Regions from separate parts of the Homo sapiens genome. Here region 2 is linked to region 1. The links are chromatin contacts, found by Hi-C or POLR2A ChIA-PET in ENCODE. All regions are on one chromosome and are shown on one strand. The core of a region is the stretch at or near the end of the contact, and the rest is flanking DNA. Distances in the headings are between cores, read along the strand shown. Region 1 has its middle 250 kb from the start of MYT1L. Region 2 has its middle 280 kb from the start of MYT1L.

What was found. Hi-C counts contacts between places; a loop is a spot of excess contacts on that map. ChIA-PET counts read pairs that join two places held with the same protein, here RNA polymerase II (POLR2A). Pooled maps may share reads with other maps.
Region 2: a map of dorsolateral prefrontal cortex shows a loop between it and region 1 (10-fold over the local background). The contact joins two enhancer-like sites. A Hi-C loop is called at or near these places in 5 of 168 maps with a recorded cell type or tissue (dorsolateral prefrontal cortex, head of caudate nucleus, mesothelial cell of epicardium and 2 more) and 6 of 50 pooled maps. POLR2A ChIA-PET finds 5 or more read pairs at or near these places in 2 of 52 experiments (CD4-positive, alpha-beta T cell and OCI-LY7).

The regions. Positions count from the first base shown.
Region 1 is chr2:2,575,119-2,579,756 of GRCh38, reverse strand. No RefSeq gene overlaps it. Among named protein-coding and RNA genes, the nearest start is that of MYT1L, 250 kb to the right of the region's middle. Within about 2 kb of position 2,261, at least 2 of the 41 ENCODE cell types and tissues checked have a DNase peak (open chromatin) inside an H3K27ac peak, as active enhancers do; they include dorsolateral prefrontal cortex, where a contact is called at or near this core.
Region 2 is chr2:2,611,438-2,616,058 of GRCh38, reverse strand. No RefSeq gene overlaps it. Among named protein-coding and RNA genes, the nearest start is that of MYT1L, 280 kb to the right of the region's middle. Within about 2 kb of position 2,523, at least 14 of the 41 ENCODE cell types and tissues checked have a DNase peak (open chromatin) inside an H3K27ac peak, as active enhancers do; they include dorsolateral prefrontal cortex, where a contact is called at or near this core.

The sequences.
Region 1 (4,638 bases), core at 1,012-3,511:
ACATTTATGGGACGTTTTAATCACAGTGGTAATCTACTAAGAACTTTCAGAAATCTTTATTTTAAATAAATTTAGGGTCACATAGAGGTTCTAAAAATAGTGCAGAGTCCTTAAATATCCCTCACCAAGCTTCCCGAGATGACATTTTACATAATAAAAAAAGCGTCAGCACCAGGAAATTGACATGGGTACAAAGATATCAGGAAAGCTGCAGACTTGTTCAGATTTACCAGGTTTTAGACGTGCTCTGTTTCCCGCTCCCCCGGGAAAGGAGAAGGGTTCAGTTCTCTGACATTTTGTCACACATAAACATTCATGTAGGAACCGCGCAGAATGATCCCTGCCCCTCATCCTGCCCCCACACAGTCACAGCCACAACGCAGCATGCACCCCTGACGACCGTGGACCCGTTTTCCATCAGAAAAGCGTCAGCCAGGCATGATGGCTCATGTCTGTAATCCCAGCACTTTGGGAGGCCGAGGCAGGCGGATCACCTGAGGTCAGCAGTTTGAGACCAGCCTGGCCAACATGATGAAACCCTGTCTCTACCAAAAATACAAAAATTAGCTGGGCGTGGTGGCGTGTGCCTGTAGTCCCAGCTACTCAGGGAGGCTGAGGCAGGAGAATCGCTTGAACCTGGGAGGCAGAGGTTGCAGTGAGCCAAGATTGTGCCATTGCACTCCAGCCTGGGCAACAGAGCGAGACTCTGTCTCAAAAAAAAAAAGAAAGAAAAAGAAAAAAGAAAGGGAGAAACGTCATTTTTAGAATATCATGCAAACTGAATCGTCTGGCTTGTAGCCTTTTGAGACTGGCTCCAAAAAGTCCTGGAGATCTGCTCAAGTTGCCTTGGGCATCAATGTTCCCTTCCCTTTCACTGCTGAGTTGGGCTCCATTGCACGAATGTGCCGCATTTTATCCACTCACCTGTCAAAGGATGATGGGCCCTCATCTTCTCCTCTGGGCCTTGGTGATTATGACCACCACTTCTATAAACTTTCATTTCCAGATTTTTTTCTTGTTAACATTAATTTTTTATTTCTCTGGGCTCTATACTCAAGTACAGGGTTGCTAGACCATATGGTAAATTCGTATTTATTTCTGTAAAGAACTGCCAAACTGTTACCCAGTGCAGCTGAGAGTTCTTGGATGTTCTGGATACAAGTCCTTTGTTGGATTTGTGATTTGAAACTGTTTTTTTTTCAAGTCTGTAGCTTGTCTTTTCATCTGCTTAACAGAGACTTTCATAGACAAAAAACGTTTTTGATTTCTATAAAGTCCAGATAACCAAATTTTCCCTTGTGGCTCCTGCCTTTGGATGCTGTGTCGAACTGATCCTTGACCACATAGATTTCTGTCATGTTTTCTTTTGGAAAGGTTTTCTAGTTTTATGTGTAAATCTACCATACTGTTTCCGTTAATTTTTGTGTGAAGAGTATGAGGATTTTCATTTCACAAAGGTCACTCCAGTGTGCAGGGATGGATTGGAAGAGGCTGTGCCTGGAGGTGGACGAACCAGTAAGTGGGTGACAGAGGGAGCAGGCTCAGTGGCTGAGATGAAGAATTCAGGTTCACAGGGCACCCAGCAGCAGGCTGACCCTGTGCAATGTGACATATTTGTGTGCATGTGTGTGCACATATGTGCACATATGCGTGCATGAATATATATGTATAATTGTATATATTGTAGTCACATATTTAAACTTATTAAAATTATTAAAACCCCCTTCACCCCAACTGCTGAGATTGTTTTAAATCTTTAAAGGGAAATACTTTAGTGTTCAGAAACACTTAACTTGAATTAACACACACATTATTTTTAAAAAGACAAATTACTAATTATTTTGAATGCACGTACACACAATTTAGGGACTTCTGGTATAATATATGGTTATTTCGTAATTGTTGTTAAATCAAGTTACCCATCAATAAATATCCCGGAAGAAAAGCGTTGCCCACGCCGGGTCCAGGTCCGTCTGTGTTGGATGCGATGTTAATTACATGCAGCGGTGCCTCTGGCTTCTTGCCTCGGGCAATGAAGAAAAAACGGTGCCTTTAGATCTGATAAATTAAGCTTTGAATCTTGTGTCACAGAAGAATATGAAGTGGCTTCCAAATGATCTCAGTGAAATACCACAGCCTCCACTCTGGATTTGCAAATCCCAGGGTAGAGCAAACGAAAGCCACAGAGACCAAGGCCCAGGCCCCGTTCCCGGCTTCCAAGTACACATTCTGGGCCGTGCATCGCCAGCTGCCAGAACACCCACGTGGTGTGTGGCAGAGCTGTTTGCCCGCATTGATTTAAAGGCTTCCCCATGTACACTCGGGGCTGCTATGCTGTGTTCCTGCAAACAATGGTGATATTTCAGCGCTTTGTGATGTACGTGACCTAATGCCAGGGACAAAGCAGTTTAAGACATGTGGACGCTGATTTTTTAAAATAGTATAATGGTCTCTGTAATTCACATCTTGAAGATCTCCACTTTGTTTTCTTTTTCTGAACATAGCTTTACTGTTAATAATTTCGTTAATTCTAGCCTAGGGATATTTCAAACAGTTTTCCAGAGTAAGTTCAGTTTAAGCAGGTGTGTATTTTGCCATGTGACTGTCCTGCCCTTTCTAGCTGATGGAAAAGGCAAATGGGCTTTAATGCCCATACTGTAAATCAGCAACAGCTTTCATCGTCTCTATGACCCCAGGAATCCTCTGTTCCCAGTACATTCTAAAATAAAAGATGGCTGGATCTAAGCCCCATCGTTTCTGTGTTTTTATGGTTGGTGACTTGGGATGCTGAGGGCACCTTCCTGGGTGTCTTGGCCAAGATCTAAAGACGTTTGTTGGACATTTGCTGGATATTTGAATCTACCACATGGTTAATGAGTAGGGGAATAAGGAAGTCAGCTGTGCTTGTGTGTGTGTGTGTGTGTGTGTGTGTGTCAGAGAGACTGAGAGAGAGAGATAATCTCTACTTTCTGTAAAAAGTTCAATATTTTACTGTCTTTAGCCTCAAATAAATTACTTGTTTCCAGATGATAATTTTTCAGAAATTTTTCTCAAATATTGTTCTAACTTCTGTACTATTTAAGAGACCATTTTCCATAATGTTCTTTAAAAACAACCTTTAGAGAAAGAAATTTATTACTAGTCCCTATCTTAAATCTTTCTTGTCTCAACTAAAATAAATTTCTCCCCTCCCCTCCCATCCCCACTTCTCCCCTTCCCTCCCCTACCCTTCCTCCTTTTCCCCACCTCCTCTCTGTTCTTCATTCTCCCATGCTTAGGTGGAACATAGCACGTCTGATGAGTATTTTCCATAGGATAGGTCATTCTTACATGAATGCAGCTGCCAACTGGACCTATTATAACTGGATCTTTCTGTTATTCATTCATTGTTTAACAAGAAATTATTGACTTCTATTTGTTTTCACTCTGTCCTTGTTTCCAGGGAGACAAGGATGAAAAACTGCACAGGCAACCCTCATGGAGGTTCAGGCCTGTAAGCAAGTCAGACAGGCAGGTGAGACACCCCTAAAGCCAGGTGCTGCCCCTGCATGCTCGTCCCATTCTGCACTTGTCAGGGAGCTCCCCAAGGACTGGGAACTGCAGGTTTGGAAGAGAGAGAATTAGGCAGATCTCCGGCTGTGAGCCCCACACTGCATGGAGTGCACACTGTCACTCTCTGGGGCTGCGCCTCTGGTCCGAGATCCCTGGCGGTGTCATAACTCCCACCAGTCACTCCAGTGTTAGGGTCACTGATGTCAACTCCTCTGGTGTTTGAAGCCTGAGAAGCAAACCAGAAACTCTAATACAGCATCCCCTCCCCATAAAGCATTATCAATACATGTTCTAGCATGGCCTGTACTGGGGCAGTGGTAGAGGGCAAGTAGGGCTCACAGAGAGACACCTGCCATCTCCATTAGGTAGAGGACATTGGCACACCCAGCACTCAGGCAGTTCCCTAGGCACATAGTTCAATTTTTAGGGCTCCAAAGCTAAAGGGGAATTACTTAGGAAAAACCTATTTTCTCCTGTTTATCTTATGCATATCTGAGTGTCATGCTCATAATTATTACTTGATAAACAATTACTGTTAAATAATCAAATTAATAGATGGGTTTAATAAGTGGTATGTTAGTAGATGCTTAATAACTGGCTCTAAAAAAATTATAGCATTTGCCCATTTCTGTGATGTAAATTCTCCTGCTTGGCTGATTTCAAGCTACTTATGTGACATCAACTGGCTCACAAAATTCCTGAAAATTTAACAGTTGGTTCTCACTAAGCAGTACCATCAGCCCGAGGAAGCCATTGGACATCCATCCATCATCCCCTGCACTGAGACGGTCAGGCGCATATGCTACGGATACAGGGTCATTCATACTCAGGAAAGCGTAGCTCATCAGCTGGCTACGGATACAGAGTCATACTCAGGAAAGCGTAGCTTGAACACCTGTCTGGTGGACTCCTTCCGGTTACTCTGCTAGACGGGAAGCCCCTCACGAGTAGAACTCAGCTCTTACCCTTTGATTCTGCTACCACTCACTGTATTGCAGACCATCCCTGCTGCAGTTGTGTTTAGAATGGAATCAGTTTCACTGATCCTTAAAGCTGTTATCTCATGCAAGGAGTCTCGTCTTTCAA
Region 2 (4,621 bases), core at 1,274-3,773, 36 kb before region 1:
TCATCTCCAAAAAAAAAAAAACAAAAAAAAAAAGAAGTGGGATGCAGCTAAACATACAAATAATAATATGCATGAAAATATAAGTAGTTAACCTGTGTTGTGTTCACTTTTGCTTCTCATTAATAACCATCCTCCGAGGTAGTGCTACTACTATCACCATTTCACAGATGAGGAGGGCATAGGAGGAATAGGGATTCCGCCAGATAAATGCCAAGCATTGGAATCACCTTCCCTTTGACCTACAGGGCAACAAAACAATCACCTACAGATAATTAGGACGGTAGATTCCCCAGACAACCCCTATCCCACCTCCAGAGACCCAGAGACACACTGCAGAAAGAGCAAGAAAGGTGAAGAAAAAGAAGCAGCACCATAAGGACAAAGAAAAGAAAGGATTTGAAATATTACCCTATCACATGGGTTATGTCTCAAGTTCTAAATATATTCTTTTTTGACAAAAAAGTTTTGCAGCAAAAATATCTTTGAAAACTTTTTATTCCAATCTTCCCATCTTGCAAAGAAGAACACTGAGGCCCACAGGAGGAAGTTTATGTCAGGACAGCTGGTAGCTACAAAATTTGTGAGGATCAGTGCAAAATAAAAATGTGTGGCCCCTTGTTCAAAAATGTGAGGGGCTGGGCACAGTGGTTCACACCTGTAATCTCAGCACTTTGGGAAGTGAAGGCTAGCGGATCACCTGAGGTCAGGAGTTCAAGACCAGCCTGGCCAACATGGTGAAACCCCGTCTCTACTACAAATACAAAAAATTAGCCAGGCATGGTGGTGCACACCTGTAATCCCAGCTACTCAGGAGGCTGAGGCAGGAGAATCACTTGAACCTGGGAGGCAGAGGTTGCAATGAGCTGAGATCACGCCACTGCACTCCAACCTGGGTGACAAGAGTGAAGCTCCGTGTCAAAAAAGAAAAAGAGGATTTCAAGACGGTGACAGCAGAGACTGAAGCCAAGCATAGGACCCTCCTGGCTGGGGCCCAGGTCAGTGACCAGGAGGTGGCTGTGGTGCACGACAAGGGCTATAAGCCTAGTTCTGATCATGGTTAATTGGGGCTGCTTTCCGTCATTGAATAGAATTGTTGACCATCTGCTCCCCTTGTCTCCTTGCAGTTATGCTTTACTTAGAGCTCATATCAGATTTGATAGTTTCGTAGGTTTGCTGCACTCCATCTTCTGTCCTTGCACACAAACTGAAATCAACGACAAAAACATAACCCCCGAGGAGGCGCCCACAGGAACACAGCTTAGGAAGCATGCCGTGGCCCTGCTGAACCCTGGGGAGCAAGAAGGAAGAAGAGGTCGACCTTGTCCCTTGCTCCTCCAAGCAACTCCCAGCTGTGCAGAGCCTCAGCCTGTCTTAGAGAAGCAGCTGGAGGCTGTCTCTCTTTGGGGTACAGCAGTTCCCTAAAGCCCAAGCCTTCCTGACTAGCACAGGCTCCGTGTTCTGGGTGGTCTCAGGAGTCTTCTGCCGGGCTTGGAGAGACTTAACAGAGACAGCACTGAGCCCCAGCTCGAACGACTGCCTGTGGGCTGAGGAAATCCTCAGAAGGCAGGAGCCAGGCTGAGGATACTGATTAGTAGTTCAGACATTCAGGCCTGGGGATGGATGTAGTCACAGCCTCTCAGCTAGCTAGTGTAAAAACCTTCTCTGTAAACAATGTCACCACCGGGAGGAGATTCTCTCCCGGAGAAGGGGATATGCATACATGCACATGTTTGAGCACTGGTACTCACACACTTGCATTTACAAGGACTTGTAGCCCTTGTCGTGCACCACAGCCACCTCCTGGTCACTGACCTGGGCCCCAGCCAGGAGGGTCCTATGCTTGGCTTCAGTCTCTGCTGTCACCATCTTGAAATCCCTCTTTATTTATTTTATTATTATTTTTTTAATGCAAGTGCTCACTCACACACTTGGATTTACATGCACAAGAGTACAGATGCATATGCGCACATCCCAAATTAAAGGCGTCCAGAGATTGAAATGACACTGGCTAGCTGTTCTAGATGCAAAGTGAACACAATCTGTGACGCCCCCTAAAACAAAAACTGACTGTCCATACATTGCCACATTATATAAGAATTCCGCTTGCCATAAGGCTGGTGGAGCCATGTCTTAAAATGCGTGCTGTGCTCTCTTTAAAACTGTCAGAGGATTTGCATGCCTGCAGCAGCACAGTCAGCTTCAGAGCATCGTCATTACCCTCCAGAGAAGCAGGCATCTTTTCTGTTGCAGCGGTGCTGCCGTTTTGGTGGCCAGAATAGTCTTCTCCCACCGCCCCTCCCACCCCCGCCCCTCAGAGCACCCTCTGCACCCTCATAGACCCTTGTTTATGCACAGAACAAGCAGAGCACAGGTGAGGGCTAGAGGCCGCGCGCGGCACGTAGGGGGTTGTTGATGACGCCCGCTACTCCGGTGCATGCTGGGGATTGTAATTCACGCCCGTGACGCCAGGCAGGCGCAGCCCTGGTGCAGTGCATCCTGGGGATTGTAGTTTACGCTTGCTACTAAGGGCGGTCGCAGTGCATGCTGGGGATTTAGTGCGCCCTGGCACCATCTTGCTTGCATTCTGGGTAGAGTCATGGGGTTTGGGGCGGTGTCCTCAGTGCGCAGAGCGGCTTAAATCAGAGGCTGAGCCCGGCGCTTCCATATCACGCTGTACTCTAGCTAAGGACTGGGAAGCAAGTCTATCCAAGGCTCCTTCATGTAACCACGCGGCAGTTGGCAGGCACTAGTCCTAGACAACTGAGTTCTCCCTGAAGAAGAGTTAAAGCAAAATAAAAACTCACAAAAAGGAAAACAACACGAATAAAAAGAACTAGCATGGGACCTAAAGGACGTTGCTGAACAAGGAAAAGAGCCCATCAGGTAGAAGACCCAGAGGAACACCAGGCCTCTGAAAACTATTTCTGAACCTAAAATAAAGATATTTAGAAAACTGTTTAGGATCTTTCTTTAAAAAAATAATAATAATAATTTTAGTTTTAATGATTGACAAATGAAAATGAAATACGTGTATGGTGTGCAAAATGACGTTTTAATATATGTATACATTGTGGAATGAATAAATCAGGCTAATCAATATCCACTACCTCACATACTTTGTGTGTGTACCTTGCGAACATTGAAAATGTAGTCTTAGCAATTTTCAAGTATGCAATACATGTTAATATATTAATAATATAATTAATATAGTTAATGATTAACTATAATCACCGTGTTATACAATAGATCTCCTCAGCTTATTCCTCCTAATGACAATTTTGTATGCTTTGATCAGCCTCTCCCCATGCCTCCCTGCATTTCCCTCTGCCAGGATAACCACCATTCTACTCTCTTCTATGAGTTTGATTTTTTTGGATTCTCTATAAAACTGAGGTCATGCAGGATCTGTCTCTCTGTTTCTGGCTTATTTTACTGAGCTTAATGTCCTCCTAGGTCATCCACATTGTCACAAATGATAGGATTTCCCCATTGTGTTAAGGCTGAATAGTATTCCATTGTGTATATATGCTACCTATTCTTTATCCATTTACCTGTTGATAGGTACTTGGGTGGATTCCATATCTTGGCTGTTGTAAATAATACTGCAGGGAGCATGGGAGTTCGGTCTGTCTTTGACATACTGATTCCATTTCCTTTGTATATAGCCAGAAGGTGAAATGCTGAATCATATGGCAGCTCTACTTAACTTCTTGAGGAGCTTCCATACTGCATTCCATAATGGCTGCACTAATTTACGTATCCATCAACAACGCAAGATTCTCTTTCCCCACATCCTCCCATATCCTTGTTACCTCTTGCCCTTTTGATAACAGGCATCGTAACAACAGGTATGAGGTGATATTTTATTGTGGTTTTAATTTGCATTTCCCTGATGATTAGTAATGTTGAGCATTTTCTCATACACCTGTTGGCCATTTGTAGCCTTATTTTGAGAAATGTCTTTTCAGGTTCTTTGCCCATTTTTTAATCAGGTTTGTTGTTTCCTTAGTATGGAGTTTTTTTGAGTTTCTTGTGTATTTTAAATATTAACTGTTTATCAGAGGTATGGTTCCACAAATATTTTCTTCCATTCTCCAGGCTGTCTCTTCACTCTGTTGTTTCCTTTGCTGTGCAGAAGCTTTTAATTTAATATAAACATATTTGTCTATTTTTGCTTTTGTTGTCTCTGCTTTTGGGATCAAACTCAAAAGATCTTTACCCAGACCAATGCCAGAAAGCTTTTCTCTATTTTTTTTTTCTAGTAGTTTTTCAGTTTTTGGTCTTAGAGTTTAGTCTTTAATCCATTTAGAATTAATTTTTGTCTATAAGGTGAAATCGGAGTCCAGTTTCATTCTTCTGCCTATGGGTGTCTAGTTTTCCTAACATCATTTATTGAAGAGAGTGTCCTTTCCCCAGTGGGGGTTCTGGTCACCTTTGTCAAATATTATTTGACCATAAATGCACAGATTTATTTATGGGCTCTCTATTCTGTTCCATTGGTTGATGTGTCTGTTTTTGTGCCAATATCATATTCTTTTAATTATTACAGCCTTGGAGTAGGTTTTGAGATCAGGTAGCATAATGCTTCCAGCTTTGTTCTTTTTGCTCAGAATGTTTTGGT